2 separate regions of the Homo sapiens genome follow, and region 2 is linked to region 1. Evidence: read pairs that join two places in POLR2A ChIA-PET (ENCODE). Cell type or tissue: GM12878. All regions are shown on one strand. Links, peaks and the distances in the headings refer to the core of each region. The heading gives the core; the rest is flanking DNA.

Evidence for each region. ChIA-PET counts read pairs that join two places held together with the same protein. Peaks named below come from ENCODE experiments on the same cell type or tissue, not always from the same donor. Only the 100,000 strongest peaks of a DNase experiment are listed, where the experiment ranks them.
Region 2: POLR2A ChIA-PET joins it to region 1 with 5 read pairs; 1 of 35 experiments calls an interaction of 5 or more read pairs at or near these places.

Annotation. Positions count from the first base shown.
Region 1 is chr4:41,838,091-41,846,431 of GRCh38, reverse strand. It overlaps the pseudogene HMGB1P28. Among named protein-coding and RNA genes, the nearest start is that of LINC00682, 40 kb to the left of the region's middle. In GM12878, for the core only: no CTCF peak of the experiment used is centred there; a DNase peak (open chromatin) is centred at 6,031.
Region 2 is chr4:41,067,602-41,075,942 of GRCh38, reverse strand. The region is part of intron 3 of APBB2 (amyloid beta precursor protein binding family B member 2); the gene reads left to right. Among named protein-coding and RNA genes, the nearest start is that of APBB2, 140 kb to the left of the region's middle. RefSeq lists an enhancer at 5,614-6,164. In GM12878, for the core only: no CTCF peak of the experiment used is centred there; a DNase peak (open chromatin) is centred at 3,812; H3K27ac peaks cover 1,526 bases.

The DNA of each region.
Region 1 (8,341 bases), core at 281-8,280:
AGGCTGGTCTTGAACTCCTGACCTCAGGTGATCTGCCCCCCTCAGCCTCCCAAAGTGCTGGGATTACAGGTGTGAACCACCGCTCCCTGCCGAATTCTACCATTTTCAAATTGCATTTGCTTCATGTATTAGTCTGTTCTGGAACTGCTATAAAGAAATACATAAACAGGGTAATTTATTTAAAAAGAGGTTTAATTCGTGTGTGGTTTTGCAGGTTCTACAGGAAGCATGCCTGGGGAGGCCTCAGGGAACTTGACAATCATGGCAGAAAGTGAAGGGGAAGCAGGCACTTCTCATATGGCCAGAGCAGGAGGAAGAGAAGGAAGGGGGAGGTGCTACACACTTTTAAACAACCAGATGTCATGAGAACTCACTATCATGAGAACAGCAAGGGGGAAATCCGCCCCCATGATCCAATCACCTCCCACCAAGCCCCTCTTGGTGGGCGGGGACACAACTCCAAACCACATCACTTCATTATTATGATATTCATTTGTGGTTTCTCCTCTTAAGTAACATTTCTACTTTTCTAGTTCAGTTAAAACTGCTAAACACAATTCTTATTTTTTATTTTATTTTATTTTTGAGACAGGGTCTCAGTCACACAGGCTGGAGTAAAATGGCTCAGTCATGGCTCACTGCAGCATCATCCTCCTGGGCTCAATCAATCTTACTGCCTCAGCATCCTGAGTTGCTGGGATTACAGGCACATGCCACTATACCCAATTAATTTTTTATTTTTTGTAGAGATCGGGTTTCGCCATGTTGCCCAGGCTGGTCTCAAACTCCTGGGCTCAAGTGATCTGCCAGCCTCAGCCTGACAAAGTGCTGGGGTTGCAGACGTGAGCCACTGTGCCCGGCCCTGCAAAACATAATTCTTAACCTATTAAACTGGGGCACAATCTAAATTGCACTGTTTCAATATGCCTCCAGCAAACAATCATGTGAAGAAGGCTGCAGATGCCCCTGCCCTTTCCTTGGGAGAGCCTTTTGGACACATGAATCTCTGACAGAGGGACTGAATGCAAAAATGTCAATCCACACATTTTTCAGGTTACTCAAGTTAGATTTTTGACTTTTAAGCCTAAAAGTGTAAACACAAGTAGAAGTTCTAATATTTTCTTACTGAATATCCAAAAGATCACTGGGGAACCTCACCTCACTTTAGTCTGCACGTGATGTAGACTGTTTCATTCATTCTCTTGCAACATCCTGGCTGTGGAAGTTGTTGACTATTTTTCTGAAGATCTCTGGCATGATCTGAATCTTCTTCAGATCTACCAGATCTTCCTCATGGGAAAGAGAATGTTATGTTCTGTAACATGACGTTTGTAATTGAAACCTTAGCAATGGAGGCAGGAGAAAATTGAGCAGCTGGTTTAAGGCCTGACCTTGGAGGCTGGTGAGCACAATGGGGAAGACACAGGTTTGGGGCATCAATCAGACCATGATCCAAGTCCTGGCTCTCCTGCCTACACATTGTGAGAACTTCTGGTAAGTTAAGCAATCTGAACTTCGACTTCCCCATCTGAAAAAGGTGGTAATACCTATGGCGTTAGTTAGGATAAAATTAGGTTGCTGTTAAAAGAGAGAGAAAGAGAAAGAGACCTCAAAATAGAGTGACATAAAAAGATACAGTTTTAGTTCTCTTTCATGTAAAAGTTAGGTAGGTGGTCCAGGGCTAGTATAGTGGTTCCACGGTGTCAGGAACCTAGCTTCTATGTTGTTTTTTATTCATCCTCTGCACTACTTGGCTTCCCTCTCATGTTAAAATGGCAGTTTCAGTTACTGCCATGATGTCTGATTCCAGACAGAGGGAAGAAGGAAAGGGAAAAGAAAAGACACACTGCTTTTCCTTTAAGGGCATGGCTTGGAAGTATTCAAATCCACCTTAGCTACATGGCCACACCTAACTGCAAAGGAGCATGGGAAATGTAGTATTTACTGGTAGTGTGTGTCTAGTTCTAGGTTTCTGTTACTAAAGCAAGACAGGGAGAATGGTTATTGGGGCACAACTGGTGGTCTCTGGAACACCTCCCTCTCAGGATAGTTGTAGGGATTAAATGGCACCATTTAGCATAGAACTGGGCCCATGGCTAAACAACAAACCTAAAGATCACCATGGTTATCATCATTAATCTCTGAGTCTTTTGTTTTCTCCTAAGCAAAGTGAATATTGATTGATTATTCCATTCTGTAAACAGGCATTGAGTAGTCTTGTGGCAGGAATCTTGTGGAAGGAATGTCCTGTCTATGCTAACACAGTGAATGGGTTCTGGAAAGTGTATACATTATTGTTCAATTGCAGGGGATAATTCTTATTACTTTCATGTTGGGATCTTCTGAGGGCCTTGTATCACAACTAAAAAAAAGGACGAGAGCCATTGCAGTACATTGAGCTCCATAAAGACAGCGTTGGGGAAAATGAGAACTGGATGGGCACTGGGGACTCTGTGCTTTGCTGAGGAAAAATAAATAAACATGGGCCAAACAGATGCTAAGAAGCCGAGAGTAAAAATGTCATAATATTCCCTCCCTGTGCAAACTTGTTGAGAGGAGCCCAAGATGAAGCACACAGATGCTTCAGTCAGCTTCTCAGAATATTCTAAGACATGCTCAGAGAGGTGAAATAACACGTCTGCTAAAAAGAAAGGAAAAGTTGAAGACACGGCAAAAGCAGGCAAGGCCATTATGAAAGAGAAATGAAAGCCTATATCCATCCATCTTCCTGAAAGAACATAAGCTCATTCTTTTTTATGGCTGCATAGTATTCCATGGTGTATATGTACCACCTTTTCTTTATCCACTCTACCATTGATGGACATTTAGGTTGATTTCATGTCTTTGCTATTGTGAAGAGTGCCTTGATGAACACAAATGTGCACGTGTCTTTATGATAGAATGATTTATATTCCTTTGGGTATATACTCAGTGATGAGATTGCTGGGTCAAATGGTGTTTCCGTTTTAGGTCTTTGAGGAATCATCACACTGCTTTCCACAATGGTTGAATGAATTTACACTTCCACCAACAGTGTGCAAGCATTCCTTTTTCTCTGTGACCTTGCCAGCAACTATTATTTTTTTACTTTTTTCTTTTTTTTTGAGACAGAGTCTCTCTCTTGTCACCCAGGCTGGAGTGCAGTTGGCTTGATCTTGGCTCACTGCAACCTTCACCTCCCAGGTTCAAGCCATTCTCCTGCCTCAGCCTCTGGAGTAGCTGGGATTACAGGCGCCCACTACCATGCCCAGTTAATTTTTATATTTTTAGTAGAGACACAGTTTCACAATGTTGGCCAGGCCAGTCTCAAACCCCTGACCTCAAATGATCTGCCCACCTCGGCCTCCCAAAGTGCTGGGATTACAGGCGTGAGCCACCATGTCCAGCCTATTTTTCGACTTTTTATTAATAGCTATTCCGACTGTTGTGAGATAGTATCTCACTGTGGTTTTAATATGCATTTCTCTAATGATCAGTGATGTTGAGATTTTAATTCATACAACAAATACCCACGACACAGGTTCACCTATATAACAAACCTGCATGTGTATCCCTGGACTTAAAAGTTTTTTTAAAAAAAAGAAAAAAAAACTTATTATAAACCAAAAAGCAAACAAACAGAAAAAAAAAGAAAGAAAAAAATAAGAAAACCTATATACCTCCTAAAGGAAGACAAAAAAGAAGTTCAAGGATCCCAGTGCCCCCAAGAGGCCTCATTTGGCTTTTTTCTTGTCCTGTTCTGAGTATTGCCCAAAAAATAAAGGAGAACATCCCAGCCTATACACTGTGATGTTGTGAAGAAACTGGGAGAGATGTGGAATAACACTGCTGCAGATGACAAGGAGCCTTATGAAAAGAAGGCTGTGTGGCTGGGTGCAGTAGCTCATACCTGTAATCCCAGCATTTTGGGAGGCTGAGGCGGGTGGCCAACATGGTGAAACCCCGTCTCTGCTAAAAATACAAAAATTAGCCAGGCGTGGTGGCAGGTGCCTATAATCCCAGCTACTTGGGAGGCTGAGGCAGGAGAGTTGCTTGAACCTGGGAGGTGGAGGTTGCAGTGAGCCAAGATCGCGCCACTGCACTTCAGCCTGGGCGATACAGCAAGACTCAGTCTCAAAAAAAAAAAAAAAAAAAAAAAAAGAAAGAAAGAAAAGAAGGCTGTGAAGCTGAATGAAGGAAAAATAGGAAAGGGTATTTCTGCGTGTTGAGCTATAGGAAAGCCTGATGCAGCAAAAAAGGGAGCCATCAAGGCTGAACAAAGCAAGGAAAAGAAGGAAGAGGAGGAAGATGAAGAGGATGAGGAGGAGGAAGAAAATGAGGAGGTAAAGATGAAGAAGAAAACAATGGTGACTAAGTTGGTTCTAGTGCAGTTTCTTTTCTTGTCTATAAAGCGTTTAATCCCCCTGTACACAACTCACACCTTTTAAAGAAAAAAAAAATAGAAAAGTAAGGCTGTGTAAGATTTGTTTTTAAACTGTACAGTGTATTTTTTTTGTATAGTTAACACACTACTAAATGTGTCTTTAGATAGTCCTGACCTGGTGGCATTTTCAGTATCCACTAACCTTTCCCGGTACAGTATGGGGGTTGTAAATTGCCATGGAAATTTAGAGTAAGTTCTTGTTGGTCCACAGCACAAATTAGTTATATATGGGGATGGTTGTTTTTTTCATCTTCAGCTGTCTCTGACGCAGCTTGTGGAAAACCATTTTTGTTCTGTTAATTGAATACCATTTTGTAATTGAAAAAACAGTTGCAGCTCCTTTGTTGACCTTCTCAATGCTTCTAAGTAAATAAAGTTTTTTATTAAAAAAATTAAAAAAGACAAAAAGAAAAGTTCAACTATTTTTATCATGAACGTAAAAAATTAAAATACCAGGAAAACAGACTGATGGGTAGATCTCCTTGAAGGACCGGGGATGAGAAGGAATACAGCAAAATGGGAAGTACCTGGACCGGGGAGGCAGACAGACCTAGTGTATTAGTCAGCTTATGCTGTAATAACTCTCAAAGTCAATGGTTTACAACAATACTTCTTACTCCCAGATCTGTGGGTTGGCTGTAGCTTTGCTTGGCTCTGCAAGCACTTTTCACCTCTTCACTTTTGCTGCACAGATCTTCATTCTGGTACCTCTGTCTAGGGCACATTCTTGCCGCTGATGGTGGGAGCCCACGAAGTCAAGCAATATCATGTCAGTGCATTTAGAGCCTGTATTTGGATGTTACCTGTAGCATACCCACTAACATTCCATTGACTAAAGCAAATTATATGTATTATTCGTTCACAAGTATTTATTCCTTTCTCACCCTTGCAGTGCTTACCTGTAAGATGGAAGTATTTTCATCTTTCTTTTACAGGTAAAAGAAAAGAGAAGTTCTACTATTTTTACCATGAATATGAAAAATTAAAATACCAGGAAAACAGACGGATGGGTAGAACTCCTTGAAGGGCTGGAGATGAGAGGCAATACAGCAAAACGGAAAGTACCTGGACAGGGGAGGCAGATAGACCTTGTGTATAGGTCAGCTTATGCTGTAATAACTCTCAAAGTCAGTGGAAGTTTTTTTCCATCTTACAGGTAAGCATTGCAAGGGTGGGAAAAGAATAAATATTAATATTTGTGAACAAGTAATACATATAATTTTCTTTAGTCAATGGAATCTTAGTGGGTATGCTACAGGTAACATCCAAATACAGACTGAAACATCCATTACAGTCTACACTACAGTTTGGATGCCTAACTACCTATGTGACCATAGGCAAGGTGCTTAGCCTTTCTGTGACTCATTTATAAATATGAGTCACGTAACCCACACAGTTGCATTTATTAAGTGAGATAATCCCTATAAAGCAGTTTTCCAATGGCATGTCACAGATAGATTATCTATGTGTTGTGATAGTATATTTCTCGGCCCACAGAGTAACTGGGTGAGGCTTGGGGCTTTCCAGACCCTCAGCCAGTGGCCTCCTGCCACAAGCAGCCTTGGTTGTGTACTGGGTGCACAAATAGTATCATTTCCTGTGTGCACGATGTGAAAAATGTGAGCAAGAACTGGAAAGTAAAGCACCTAGATGGTGCCTCACACTTAGTACGTTTTAAACCAGAAGCAACTGTCATGACTGATAGATGGAGCAGCAATGGGGAAAGCAGTTTTGATGGCAATGAGGCCACTGACAGAAGACAATTTCCCTTCCCAGCAGCTTCAAGAAAACTCCACTTGATTCTTGGCTGTTTTGCTCTCTGTGACCCTATAGGGGTCATGACCCCCTCCTCTGCAATTTGAGCAATCCCGGGGAAAGAGGATGCAGAGGACAATGTCCAGAGCCCCAGCTCTGGGTGACCAGAGTTGAAAGTTGAATCTAAAAATATGTCTTGCTATAGAACACCAATTGTGGAGCTTATTACAAATCTGCCGAAAAAGGAATTCCTGGAATTGTGCTCGTCTGTCATTTGCTGGAAGACACAGCACCATTCTTGATCTGGCACGTGGTTGAGGCTGACTTGGAGAAGTTGGAGCCTCTCACTGCCTCTCAGGCAGCCTGAGAACGTGAAGCCAGTGCTTTGGGACTTTCTCCATTGTTTTTTATTTTTATTTTTTTGAGACGGAATCTCACTCTGTCACCCGGGCTGGAGTGCAGTGGCCTGATCTCGGCTCACTGCAAACTCTGCCTCCTGGGCTCAAACAATTCTCCTGCCTCAGCCTCCCAAGTAGCTGGGATTACAGGTGCATGCCACCACGCCCAGCTAATTTTTGTATTTTTAGTAGAGACGGGGTTTCACCATGTTGACCAGGCTGGTCTCGAACTCCTGGCCTCAGGTGATCTGCCTGCCTCAGCCTCCCAAAATTCTGGGATTACAGGTGTGAGCCACTGTGCCCAGCCTTCTCCATTGCAATCTATGCTGGCTGCTGAAATAATCTTCTCTCACTACTACAGAGATGAATATTATTGTATAAACCAAAAACCTAGTGCAATAGCCCAAGACATTTGACAATGTTGCTAGTCTGTTGGCTAATTATACTGCTAGACAAAGCATATTTCCATGGCACACAGAGATATTTTCCTATTATTTTTCTCTTATGTTTTCCTACCATCCAGGTATAGTCAGGGTCTGGTATCCAAAAATATATATAACAGTTAAGATGAACATGGAGAACTGAAGTTTTTAAACTAAAAAAGTTGGATTCAATTTTCATCTTATTTTGGAAACTGCTTTAACTTAAATGATTTCCAAGCCATGACCATTTGGTTGGCATGGATTTAGCATTCTTGTATTCATTACTTTGATAGACATGTATTGAAAGCGTTTTATGTGTGAGATCCTTGAGATGCAATGATAAATAGGGCATTATCTCTGGCCTCAGGGAGCTACGTAGCAGAAGTTGAGTGTTTAACTAAAGACACGTTATTCTGAAATTTTACAACAACCATTCCTCTTCTAATACCTTGCACTGAGTAGAAATAAACTGCATAAAAATTCTCTGGTAATTAAACAGTACACATTTTTAAAGTGTTGTTCACTCAGTAAATCCCCTTCTCCAAATCATGTGTCATAATGAGAATCTCCTATTATTTTTCTGTGGAGGAGGAAAAAACACTTGGTCAGCAATGTTGTTAAGGGAACAGGGACATGGACATTCTCATATACTGCTGATAGGGCTGATAGGGACCTAAATTGGTTCAGGCTTTCAGGAATGGCAATCTGGCAATATGTAAATGCCCTTCAATGAAAGAATTCCTTAAATAAATTATGGAATCTCTGTGTAAGGGAATACTGTGTGCATCATTAAAAAGTGATGCTCCAGATAAATAATAAAATGGAATATGTTGCTGAGTGAGAAAAATACAAAACGGTAGATACACACTGATTCCGATTGTGTGTTTGTATGTGTACATGTGTGAAGTACCTTTTTTTTTTTTTTTTTTTTGTGACGGAGTCTTGCTCTGTCGCCTAGGCTGGAGTGCAGTGGTGCAATCTCAGCTCACTGCAAGCTCCGCCTCCTGGGTTTTAAGCAATTCTCTCTGCCTCAGCATCCTGAGTAGGTGGGATTACAGGCACCTGCCACCATGCCTAGCTAATTTTCGTCTTTTTAGTAGAGACGGGGTTAGGCTGGTCTTGAACTCCTGATCTCAGGTGATCCACCCGCCTTGGCCTCCCAAAGTGCTGAGATTACAGGTGTGAGCCACCACGCCCGACTTTTATGTATCTTTTATGCATAGAAAAAACTTGGAAAAAGATAATCCTGGCTGGGCGTGGTGGCTCATGCCTGTAATTCCAGCACTTTAGGAAGTCTAGATGGGAGGACTTCTTGTGCCCAGGAGTTTGAGACCAGCTTGGGC
Region 2 (8,341 bases), core at 180-8,179, 770 kb after region 1:
AGTTCAATTTAGATACCTGGTTATCTGGTCCATTAAGGAAGAGTTCATTTGATCACTCTATACTTTTCAGTTTTATTCAGAGATTATTACTCTCACTGTCAAAATGAACTAAGTGATACTGTTTTGTTGGTTTGAGAATATAATAGAAAAAAGGTCAGTTATCTCTAAAGTATACATTCCAAGTCTGACCTCAGACCCAGTTATAAGCGTAACATAATATTTCCACCATTACAAAAAATAATGACCTTCATTGCCTGGAGCCATAATCACAGTTGGGTCAGTTTTTCTTAGATTTCCTATTAGGTTGACTTGAGTTGGGTCCAAGCTGGAAGAAAACATTCTTTTCTAAGAGCCCCTTTATCCAGTGGTCCCAGTTGTGTTCTATAGGGAACTGAGCTTCCTTGAGGCATCTCTGTAGATTCCATGAATAATGTTGGACCCTTGATGTTCTTCTCCATTCCCATGCTCAAATCACCCAGAGTATCTCTTACAAAATGCAGAAAGTTTTATGTGCCAGAAGCTTCCATCATTGAACATGTAAACACCACAGCAGAATCAAGGCCGAGTATTATCTTTCAACTTTTCTCCTTAAATTTCATTAGTACTTCAATTTTAGGAATAACAACTGATTTATTAAAATTATGTTTAATATATTATTAATGTGTATCAAAGATTACTGTAAAATTATTTTTGGGTCTTGTTCAACCATTGTAAAGTCAAAGGGCAATCAATTCAAATTTTAAAGGTTTTGTATCTCCAGAGTTTGAATGAATATAGGGGAATCTGATCTGATTTCTTTTGTTTTTTTGGAGACAGAGTGTCACTCTTGTTGCCCAGGCTGGAGTGCATTGTCACAAACATGACTCATTGCAGCATCGCCCTCCTGGGCTCAAGCAGTCCTCCTGCCTCAGCCCCCCAGGTAGCTGGGACTACAGACACGTGGCCAGATAATTTTTTGTGGAGTCGAGTTTTGCCATGTTTCTCAGGCTTGTGTTGGAATTCCTGGGCTCAGGTGGTCCACTTACCTCGGCCTCCCAAAGTGCTGGGATTACAGGCATGAGCCACCATGCTGGGCCTGATCTAATTTCTAATCTAGAGTTTACAAAAATCCTTTTAAAAAAAACAATAATATGGTGAAACCCCATCTCTACTAAAAATACAAAAAATTAGCCGGGACTGGTGGCGGATGCCTGTAGTCCCAGCTACTCGGGAGGCTGAGGCAGGAGAATGGCGTGAACCCGGGAGGCGGAGCTGGCAGTGAGCCGAGATGGTGCCACTGCACTCCAGCCTGGGCGACAGAGCAAGACTCCATCTCAAAAAAAAAAAAAAAAAAATAATAATAATAATATTTGCCTTCATATGGTAGAATTAATATTTTTCTGTTTCAGACGCCTCATGTTCTTTGTTGATAAATCAATAGATTGAGAGTATGTAGAAGTTCTGAGACGAAATCTTTCTATTTGCAGGTTCCTGTTGTCACTATGATAAAGAGTGCTGGGGCATCTGTTTTGTGCTAAAGCTAACTAGAAGTGTCGCTGCTCTGAGCAACAGGCAGGAAGTACTTCTGTCCTTAAAACCAAAAATAGATGCTCTTTCTCATTATCATAGCTCAAATGATCATCTTTTTTAATGAGATGGGCACATCCCTTGTGGTTTTCACAGATTTAATGACCAGATTATTTAATGCAGAGCTTGGGGAAGAACAGCTCTGGTAAGAAAGATGATGGAAATTTTACTGGAAGCAAAAATAACAACTTTATTCCTTCTTTTTTCTTTCTGCTAATGTTTTCAACCTCTTATTCCTTTGTTTGTTTGTTTAGAGATGGTCTTGCTCTGTCACCCAGGCTGAAGTGCAGTGGCACCATCATAGCTCACTGTAGCCTTGAACTCCTGGGCTCAAGCAATCCTCCTGCCTCAGCCTCCCAAGTAGTTGAGACTACAGGCACGTGTCATCACACCCGACTTGCTAGCATATTGATTGACTGCTTAATTGATGAGATGAGGTCTTGCTACATTGCCCAGGCTGGTCTTGAACTGCTGGCCTCAAGTGATCCTACTACTTTAGCTTCATTGTATCATTGTATTCATTACACACTGTAATGCTGAGATTACAGGTGTGAACCACCTCACTGGGCCTCCTGCTGTTTTTTTCTTTTGTTGTTGTTGTTAATTATTTTTCATGATTCTTAAAGGGATTCACTTGTCTTATTTTAATATATTGGTATGTTTACACATTTCTCACTATATTTTAACTTCCAAGAGACCATTACCACGGAGAAAAAAAATTATTTGTTAAGAGAGTTGGAGGTGTCAGGATTTAGGTATACTGTATGTGGTCTGACTTGCTTTGGACAGCTCTGCCAAGTATTGTGTATTAGTATGTTGGCAGTTGGAAGGTGAAAAATTGCTTCTTTGCTGATTTTAGAAAGTTCTGTTTGTATTTCTGAAAGTAAGGCAAGAAACAAAGAGAATAGAAGAAATTTAAGGGAAATAAGGTAATATATGTGAAGGTGCCTTGTAAACTGCTAAATCACATTACAGCAAGTGTTGAACTTAAAGTGAGAAAATAAGATCCACAAAGATGCTATAAAGAAAAATGGGAGAAAGAGAAAAGAACTTAGATAGGAAGTTGTTAAGAAGAAACAAAATGGGAAAATCATAATGGGGAATTTTTACATTCTAGGTTTTTTTTACTCTGAAAATTCAGGAGTAGTTGTTCTTGCTATATGAGCAGTGAAGTAAAAAATATTTTTTAGCCGAGAAGAATGTTCTGTGGAAATAATTGGGAAAAAGAATCTTATCTGGGGTGGTGAAAGTTGGATAGAAACTACTAGGCACAAGACCTAGTCTAAAAAAAGGTCTAAATAAAGATCTGTGTGTTGTAGGGGGTTATGTACTTAATTAAGGTGTAATTCACATTTGTTACCACTTAATTAAGGTGTAATTCGTATTTGTAGATCTCTTCTGAGCCTTTCCTTTTGTTCTCAATCATACCTTTGCAAGGCAGATATCCTTAGCCCATTTTACAGATGAGGCTTGGAAGGCTAATTGATTTGCCAACAGTCACTTAATGTATGCAATGGTAAAGTCCTCCCTTTCTTCAGGTTCTGAGTTTGTTCCCACATTTCTAGATTGTTCACATCAGGGCAATTGGTTTTGTTGTGTTTCTGGAGATTCTGCTTATTGAATTTCTCCAAAGGAGGTGCTTGTTAAATAACAGTGGTCACTTAGAAATAACACGCTCCGGGCAGGTTTTTTAGGCTTGGCTAAATGACTTCAAATGAGTTCTGCTTAAGGAACACTATTTGAATTCCCTAAGAACCAAGAAATAAACAAAAAAGGCATCACAACAGCCCAAGTATGTGTTCAGAGGCCGTGCCCTGTGCCCTTCAGATCTTATCTGGAGCTTGGTATTTTAAGTTTCGTTCTCTTACACTTCATTATTTTATTTGAATTCCAAAATCATAGCTGACTTGAAGAAGGGAAAGGTTGGTACTATAACAGAAATGAGATGCAACTCTTTAGGACAAAGGAGAGGAGATAGCCAGACTGTGAAAGGCAGACACATATCCCCAAAGCCTAGCCGCCATCTGCCTTTGAGTAGAGGAATAAACAGCCCTCTGTTGCCTCAGAAGCTTCTGAGAACAGCTGTCTTGCCACTGGCCTTTAATGGGCAGGTTAAACCCAGTTACCAGCAGGATACACACAAAGCCAACTTCACACCCTCTCCCTCTATTCGCCATCAATTTATCTCCAACTCAGATCCTGACTCTAGTCGGCCACAGCTCTTGACTTCAGACCTGGCTCTGTAACTTGGATTTCCCCTTGGGCTCTCCAGAGTGTATTTATATCTGTGCTTTCCTTGTTGTGAGAACTTCAGCAGTCTCTTCCTTTTGATTCTCATTGCACCCTGTGCTTTAGTAGTAACTCCCCATCCAGCTCTCTTTGTGGTGGTAGAAACCCAGCTCCTACCCAGTAACTGCTGCCACTCCTTTTCCTTGGAGTTAGTATTCTCATGTTCCAGCAGAGCAAGTAATTTATAGTCATGTTGATGATCCTGTGTCACCAAACAAAGATTAATCATATTCTGGATTCTCTGAAGAAGGCATTACCTTTTAGAAAAAAAAATTAATCCACTATGGTTGAAATTAAACCCATTTTGATACTTAAATGGGTAATCCTTCAGCTGTTTTGAAAATCGTGATCATTCTCAATGTCTTATTCTTTGAGATTTTTTTTAAAAAATTTTAATTGTTTTTTTTGAGACAGAGTCTCGCTCTGTCACCCAGGCTGGAGTGCAGTGGCATGATCTCTGCTCACTGCAACCTCTGCCTCCCGGGTTCAAGCGATTCTCCTGCCCCAGCCTCCCAAGTGGAAGAGATTACAGGTGCCCGCCACCACGCCTGGCTAATTTTTGTATTTTTAGTAGAGATGGGGTTTCGCCATGTTGGCCAGGCTGGTCTCGAGCTCCTGACCTCAGGTAATCTGCCTGCCTTGGCCTCCCAAAGTGCTAGGATTATAGGTGTGAGCCAGCGTGCCCGGCCTATTCCTGGAGATTTTAAAAAGCAGAAATTATATTGTACTATAACTGCAGAATGATGCAGAGAATTATAATTATTGAATTATAGAATATATTATTTTGGAAGAGCATAAGCAACCTTTTAGATAGCTTACATCACCTTTCTATTAAAAATTGTTGCTTTAAGTAAAGCCATTTAAAAATTTTTTGTGTACAAACTTATCTTTTAGGTCAACAGCAGGAAATGCTTAAGCAGAGCTATTACATATCTTAAAATAGTGAAATGAGCATTGTAGAACTAGTGGCTGTTGGCATGAAATGTTTACTTTGGAGAGAATTCTTGGCATTTTTGCCCCACATCAGCATAGTAAGAACTTGTAGGAGAGGAGGGAAGCATTAATGTATTTGTTGAGGATTAATGACTTTGTAGAGCATTTGTGATAGTGAATATATTATGGCTAGTACCGTAAATGCAGTAATTAAAAAGCTGCACACTAAACACTTTGTAGACTGGCAAATATATTCCCTTCCTTTCCTTGATGGCTTGCATTCAAGTGAATAGCGTATATTTATCTTGATCTTAGCGTTCTTAAGAGTAGAAAGAAGTCTCAAAGGTTGATTTCCTTCCCGAGATATTGCTAGTCAGATGGACACAATCAGATTTGATGTTTTCAGGATCAAGTTATTTTTTAACAGTTCAGAAAAATGTCACGTGGTACATACTAATAAAAAAAACTATTCCTCACCTTTGGAAGCTTTATTATTAAAGTTATTTTTAGACAAATATTACCTTGTGCTGCTGCGTAATATAAAATGTGTTCAGGCCAGGCATGGTGGCTCACGCCTGTAGTCCCAGCACTTTGGGAGGCCGAGGCGGGTGGATCGCTTGAGGTCAGGAGCTCAAGACCAACCTGGCCAATGTGGTAAAACCCTGTCTCTACTAAAAATTAGTCGGGTGTGGTGGTGCATGCCTGTAATCCCAGCTACTTGCGTGTCTGAGATACAAGAATCACTTGAACCCAGGAGGCGGAGACTGGAGTGAGCCGAGATCTCACCACCGCACTCCAGTCTGGGCGACAGGAGTGAAACTCTGTCTCAAAAAATAAATAAGTAAAATAAAATAAAATGTGTCCAGTAAGATCATGATACCTCAGGGCTTCTTTTATTATAAAAGAAGTAAAATTGTGAGTAATAGAAATATATATTAGGACTAAAACAGACCTGCAACCAAGGTGAATTTTTAAAATTTTCAAGGAAGCGAGACTTGGTTATCTCATGACTATTTATCTTACTGCCCCAGCAGGTTAAACTGAAGTGGGTTGTGTGAATGAGCATCTGGGAGGAGAGGCACCATGCTGTGAGAGTAATGATGTCCTGTCCTTCACAGGGGAGGATGACAAAGAAGGCAGACAGATGTAAAGTCTGCAATTTCTGTTGCTTTGTGTCCTCAAAATGTTCATACCCATCTATTTTCCCATTTAAGAGGCATCTTGTGTTTCATAATTTCTGAGTCCTCCCACTTAACATGCAGTATTTACTTACAAGTTCATATTTATGAGTTCATAAAGATTTTCTTCTGTGAAAAGTATAAATGCAGCTGAATGTGATTTGCAGCTTTGCTTTGAGTCAGTTAGGGTAGGAAAAGAAGAAATAGACTATTTCTGTTCTCACCATTTAATTGGCCTCCTTACCTCCTAGTTGTGAAAGCTTTTCACTAATGTATTGGTTTATTGATTTATTTCACATTTATTGACTGCTTACTACATCCTATGCCCCGAGGATACAGAGATGAGTGTTCCAGTTAGTAGGCATCTGATGCCTTTGAAACCATCTCTGTCCTGACTGACTTCAGTGCAGATAGCATTGGTTCTAAAATCCTTTCAAGTTCCAGAAATGGCCTGGATCTTGTTCCTGTTAACAGAATAGACAAACCGCAGAGCAGTCTTAGAGTTTTTGAGATCACAAAGGCTGTCTGGGGAACATAAAAGCTGCTTTTCCAGGTGTTTTCCATCGCATCGGGTTTCTAATGAATCTTGCTCCTTTGGCATTACTGGGATACTTTCCAAGTATAAAGTCACTCCACTCCATTTCTGAATTGGCTAAAACCCTAGATGGAAAAGCGTTCAGGAGATCACAGTGGGATGGCATAACTACTGTTTTAAGAGGCAGCTAGGAAGTCTCAGTGGCAGGTGCCACTGCCAACCCATTCTCCCTTCCTTCTTGCCTTTACTCTCAAATGTCTGCCTCTTTTTCATTTTCAGTAGTTTATCCATGGTAGGAAGGACCTTTGAATTGGAGCAATTCAAGAAGCTTTCTAAGATGGTGGGTAGGGCCAGGCATGGTGGCTCACGCCTGTAATCCCAGCACTTTGGGAGGCCGAGGCGGGCAGATCACAAGGTCAAGAGATCGAGACCATCCTGGCCAACATGGTGAAACCCCATCTCTACTAAAAATACAAAAAATAGCTGGGCATGGTGGCATGTGCCTGTAATCCCAGCTACTCAGGAGACTGAGGCAGCAGAATTACTTGAACCAGGAAGTCGGAGGTTGCAGTAAGCTGAGATCACGCCACTGCACTCCAGCCTGGCAACAGAGCGAGACTCCATCTCAAAAAAAAAAAAAAAAAAAAAAAAAAGATGGTTGGTAATAGTTTTGCTTAATTAAACTACACGTACACCTTTGGAAATGTTGACACCCAAAGCCTGAGATCATTTTAAGAAAAGACATCTTCCAGATCTTTTGCTTATAATAGTATTTTTTGATACTCTGAAGTTCTACTCTTAGGGGTAAAACTTATAAATGCTCTTTTCTATCTTGGTACAAACTGCCTTGTTTGTTTGTTTACCTTAAAACAGACTTAGACTACTTTAATTTGGGGGGATTGCTTGCCAGAAACCAAGAATTTCAAGATCCATGTCCTCAGACCATTTACCTGTCATCTCATTCTCAACAAAGAGACGTTGCCAACTATTTTCTAGAAACATTGATGCAATTTGGTCTATTGCCTCCAAATCCCAATACTATTCATTATGAACTTACTATAGCCAGATTTATCTTTCCTGTAGCCCCCACTTACCCAGTTTCATTTCTGTGATTGCAGTTTCCCATAGTACAGTACACTAAGATAGTTATGAGAAATAGAGACCACATTCACTTGCTCTATTTTATTATTGGGTATCATTGTTAATCTCTTACTGTGCCTAATTTAGAAATTAAACTTTATCATCGGTACATATGTATAGGAAAAAACATAGTATAGGTAGATAGGGCTTGGTTCTATCCATGATTTCAGGCATCCACTGGGGATCCTGGAATGCATCCCCCATGGACAAAGGGGAGCTACTGTACTTTCCTTCTAATATCCGAGGATTGTGGACTCCCCTCTTCTTCGAGGTCAGTCCCTTCATCTGTACTCCTGACCCTTTGGCCCACCTCTTTTGAGATCTCAGGCCATCTTTACCTCTTCCCCCTTAGACTTTCAGCCTCTCCCCCTGAACTGAGTCCTTCAGCCTGTAGCCATGCGCTGTGAGCACTTAGTCTCTTCCAGCAGCCACGCATTCCCTTTCCTGGGCTCTTCCACTTGCTCTGTTTATTCTGTTATCTCTGCCTCCACCACTTCACTAAAACAGCTCTCCATCAAGGTGGACAGTGACTTCTTAAATGTCAAATCCAAAGGTATACTTTTCATTTTTTATCTTTATTCATCTCTTTCTATCCCGTGGTACCTCTCTACCATTCTTCCTGGGTCTTCTTCAAAAGATGGTTTTCCTCTGCACATTCTGTTATGTGTGTTCTCCAGGATTCTGCACTGATCCTGTAATG